Linked DNA regions of Mus musculus: region 1 is linked to region 2. The links are chromatin loops, found by intact Hi-C in ENCODE. Cell type or tissue: left cerebral cortex. All regions are shown on one strand.

What was found. Hi-C counts contacts between places; a loop is a spot of excess contacts. Peaks named below come from ENCODE experiments on the same cell type or tissue, not always from the same donor. Only the 100,000 strongest peaks of a DNase experiment are listed, where the experiment ranks them.
Region 1: it touches region 2 in a loop (3.0-fold over the local background); 2 of 42 quality-filtered maps call a loop at or near these places.

What each region holds. Positions count from the first base shown.
Region 1 is chr10:69,982,147-69,984,646 of GRCm38, reverse strand. Ank3 (ankyrin 3, epithelial) reads right to left here. Exons shown (of 43, transcript NM_146005.3): 36 at 2,450-2,500. Among named protein-coding and RNA genes, the nearest start is that of Gm33361, 62 kb to the right of the region's middle. In left cerebral cortex, a CTCF peak has its summit at 1,518; no DNase peak of the experiment used is centred here.
Region 2 is chr10:69,451,236-69,453,735 of GRCm38, reverse strand. No RefSeq gene overlaps it. Among named protein-coding and RNA genes, the nearest start is that of Ank3, 81 kb to the left of the region's middle. In left cerebral cortex, a CTCF peak has its summit at 1,359 (motif pointing left); DNase peaks (open chromatin) are centred at 574 and 1,365; H3K4me3 peaks cover 328 bases.

The DNA.
Region 1 (2,500 bases), 530 kb before region 2:
TTTCCCTAATGCAAAGGAATCAGTCTGGTGCCGCTCTAGAATATTCATAATACTTATTACGAATTCATAATCGCTAGTTCATGAACGTGCAACAGCCACGAGGAAAAGTGGACCTGATGATACCAACGTATACCAACATTCTTCCCACAACAGGCAAGAAACCCACACATGAGGTGGGCGCACATGGGGCACCACACATGCAAGCTTAGCCATCGCTGCTTCCGTAAATAAAGCCAATCACTGTGGTTACAGGTTTGCAATGCCTGCCAAGGGCTAACAAATGTCCCACGCCAGAGATGAGTACAGTCTTGTCCCAAAAAAGGCAACAGTTTATGGTGACAGTGGGGTGTGCTGAGGGCATGAGAGCCTCCTTCACCCCTTACTAAAAGCAGAGGCGCTAAGGGGACCTTACCCGGGCAAAACACCCTAATGCTTGGCCCGTGGGAAAGGGCATACTGTAGGCCTGTGGCTTGGTGATGCCTTTGATTCAATAACCTCAGGGCAGGTATTGTAAAGCCCAGAAGAGGATGCTAGATCCCTCTGAAGCTGGAGTGATGGGCTGTGGTGAGCTGTCTGACGTAAGTGCTGGGACCTGAACTCAGGTCCTCTGCAAGAGCAGTAATCACTAAGCCATTTCTGCAGGCCCTGATGAGAAGTCCTCTTGAAGTACCCCTATGGTTTAAAACTTTGAAAGGAGCCACCAAATGACCACGCGGATATACATTTTATGTTTTAGTGATACCCACTTCCTGACATCCTCTGTGAGCATGGCCAATTCCGGTTGGTCCAGTGCTTAACAACACCCAGGCCAGAAGGATGGGGGAAAAGTGTAATTCATTTAGAATTTAACACCTGGGGCTGGGCTGGGGCCTTTCCCTTACGGTCTTTCTCTTAGTCCTTTCTTACCCTTCTGTTCCACTTCCCCATGTCCTCTGTCACAAAACAGACAAAAAAAGCAAACCAAAACCCTTTCCTTCTGCCAAAAGTCAAAGACAAGCTGAACAGAGCTAGCAGACACAAGCCAGATAGCAACACTTGTGTGTGTGCAAGGCAAACTCACCCAGGACACACTGGGGCTTATATTTCAGGTGTTCCAAACAAAATGACACCTCGAGGACAGAGTAGGGGAATGCTGCCTGCCTCTGACCTAATTAATGTAGTGTCTTCAACAAGCCTCTCCAAAGCCAAGAATGCCACCTAGGGACTCCCAACAACTATCGTGTGAGGGTCTCCAAAAGGAAAACTATAGCCCAGAGTTACACCCAATTGACTTGACTGAAAAACCAACTAGCTACAGGGAAGGTCCACTTCCCTGTTCTCTATCACAATTAATTTCCAACTGCTGCTTTTGGAACAGAGCTGTGTCTGCCGGGGTGGAAAACTTAGGTCTGAGGGACTATTCAAGAAAACAATAGGCTTTCTATCTATGTTTCTCTTGTTTCTCTTCTATTCCACATTTTGAATCTGAATACAAAAACTTCCCTTAGGAACTTGAGAATCAAATGCACTGTAACACACGGTGGAGCCATTTCCTTCTGTGTCATATGCACGCTGCCCACAGGACCCAGAAGAAGAGGGAGAAGCCAACACTATGATTCCTACTGTTCCATCCCTGAGCCTCTGGGAACATAAGTGTGAATATCTGGGAGTCAGTGATCAACGACAAAGTATTTTCATCTCAATATGATGACCATAGGTTGCATACTGCGACCACAAGGGAGGAAGTGGTAGAGAAAGACAGTGTGACCAAATTGACTTATAACCGCTGTGCCAGTCAGTCAGCCTTTAAGAGCCAGTTACAAGTAAATTCAACCACTAGGACCAAGGAACTTTCCCAGCCTAGCCCAACAACAGCCTTAGAAATGAGATTTTCAACAGAAGGCAGGAGAGTTGGGAAGTGAGGTAGAAGGCCATAAACTAGTGTTTCCCTCAGAAGATGAAACATGAGCCTCACAGGAGGAGGATGCCATGGTCCAGGTCTAGTAAGAGAACAGATGACAAAGGAACCTAGCCGTCACCTGTGCCACCACAAATATACAGAAGTAAATACGCACCTTCCCTTTCAAGCACGCATTCAAAAGAACACCAGTATTTATCTGTGAGCATATTAACAATCGCCAAAGTCAAAGCAAGGCTTTCAAAGTGGGAAAAAAAAAATACAAGACAAAACCATTTATAAATACAAGAGTTCATGACTAACTTCAAGAACAGAAATTCACTTGCAGCTTTGACTTGGGGGATCTGGACCTATGATGCACGGCACGTTAAATTTCATAATGGGCTTATGAAATTTCTCTGTAGGCAATTGGTTCAGGGTATCTTGTTTTTGTTTTTTGTTTTGTTTGTTTGTTTTCCCCCCAAATGACACCAGAATTTAGCATATATAGAAAAAATGTCTCTTCTTCTGATAAAAATCGACATAGATTAGTGGACGTGTCAGGAAACTCACTCATGCTGGGTTCAGTCAAGTAGCTGTAGCGCTTACGTAAAGCTAGGGAGG
Region 2 (2,500 bases):
GTGGGCGTGGCCAAGTTCATGCAGTGCTGCATGGGGAACACCAGGCAGAAAGGAGAGTGTGCCCCAAGGTCTACAGGTTGGTTGCCAAAGGCCTGTGTAGCAAATTAGATAAAAAGCCTGCTGAGGCTGACACCCACAAGATGCGAGGAATGCTCAAACTGAGGACAGATCACACAGGACAGTGTTGAAGATCTGGGACTTATGGAGCCACGAGAAATCTGGGAATATCCTGAGAAGTGAGTTTGCTTTCAGAAAGCTTTTTGTGGGAGGAAAATATGGAGTGCCCCGGTTTGGGGCCTGTATCATTTGTCAAAATGCAAACCCCCTCATGCAGACCCCAAGATGGAGAGAGCCAAAGACTTGATTTCTGGATTGAAAGAAAACTGTGGGAGGTCATTGTGATCCGTGGGACTTCAACATTCAGGGAGTTGTCCCTTCTGGAAAAGAGGGAATGTGGGTCAGCATACACTACCACAGCCAAGAAAGCAAGCACCGCGACAGCCACAGCCGAGAAGTACCAGAGAAGCTGCAAAGAGCAAGGAAGAGGAGTCTAGGCGGTGTTCTCCGGACATCCCTATTGAAGCTACCAAGAGAGTCTGCGCAGAGTGCTCAGAGCGAGCCACGCTGCTGTGGACCGCAGTGCCAGCAGGCAGGACATGCAGAAGAGACCTGCAGGGAGTACTTTCATGGAAACTTACTTTGTTTTATTATTTGAACTAGGATCTGGACTCCAGCTAGGTAGACAAGAAGTGCCTTGACCTTCTTCTGATCCTTCTGCCTCTACTGCCCACGTGCTGGGGTTATGTGCAGTCACACACAATTTTATATGTGCTGGGAATGGAATCTAGAGACTCTTGCATGCTGGGCTTGCACACTACAACTTGGGCTAGGTCCTAGCCCTGGTATTTTAGACTTTGTAACATATTATACTCTGCAGCTGGCTGAAACTGTAGTGGGGGAGGGGGAGGGCGGTGCATGTGTACATACATAGACATATATACATACATGTGTGTGTCATCATAGACCACACAAACTTTTTCATGGATATACTTTGAACCGAAGGAATGATAACAGTAAAACATCTGGGTGCTTGTAAACTGCAACACTCGTGGTCAAGTAATTGGGTTTATACACGGAACGGGGTGAAGAAGACATGCTTAACCTCGGGGAAAGCTAAGACACCAAAGGCAATGGGGATGCTGGTTATAAACAAGGAAGAAAGGCTTGCCAGAACTCTGTTAAAGCCTATCTGCTTGTTTATTAAATTGTATTTTTCTAAATGAAATATGAAGTCATTTTTGCCTTAATTGTGCCAGATTGCAGTGAGGACAAATGGTCACGCCTGTAGCTTCTCTTCAAGCATGACACCACAGTGCCATCTACTGGCTGACGTGATATTCTCTCTCTCTTTCTCTCTCTCTCTCTCTCTCTCTCTCTCTCTCTCTCTCTCTCTCTCTCTCTCTCTCTCTCTCTCTCTCCATCTCTCTGGAGACCTGATTCTATGTAGCTCAAGCTGTCCCCAGACTCACTATATACCTGAGGAAACCTTGAATCTCTGGTCTGATCCTCCTGCCTCCACCTCCACAGAAACTGACAGAACTGGGATTATAGACATACACCATCACTTTTGGCTCAGGTGGTCCTGAGGCTAAAATCATGTTTTTTGTACATGCGAGGCAAGCCCTCTGAGCTACATTCTCAGCCCATGTAACACAAAATTAATTTGATAGTTTTTTACACAAATCACTGATTAGAACAGTAATAGTTACTCCAACGTAGTTGCCACTTAATATGTTAATAATTGACAATATCTAAGTATTTTTATAAGACTAGGATTTCCTGTAAAACCATATATACGTATGTTAAGAAGAGACAACAGAAGGTAGAATATAAAAACTTAGAAATCCTTCAAAACTAACAATGTCTAACATGAAACCAATTTATGCCATTGGGTCTTGTTAAACACCATCTCTTGGTTTCTTTATTGAAACTGGGGCAAATGTAGCCCAGGGTGGCCCCAAATGTCCTGTAGCCAAGGGTGACCTTGAGTTCTGGTGCCACAGACACATACCTCAAAGATGTCTGCAGATGGTTATGTTCATCAGCTGGCCACTGTAACCCCTTGGTTCAAAACATTCCTCCTCTGCCAACTATGGCAATACTGCCCCCAGTTAACTCTGCAGCCCTGGCAGGCATATGAAAGTGACACATACTACTAACAGTGCTAATACTTTGTAACAATGCTACTGATTTGAGTTCATCAAACTGATACTGTGTGTCCTTGGAGTAACCTTCCCTACCTGCATTTTTTAAACAATATTTATCCTAAGGCCATATGATAGGTTGACTCTGGCTCAGCCTCACATCTCATATTTGCCTTGTCTCTTGACTGCATCAAGAAGCTGGGTCAAGTGACTGACCTACACAGCCCAGGTTAGCGTGAGTGCACACTTGGCTGTTTGCACAAGGACTCACTTCTCAGAATGCTCCCGGTCATTAG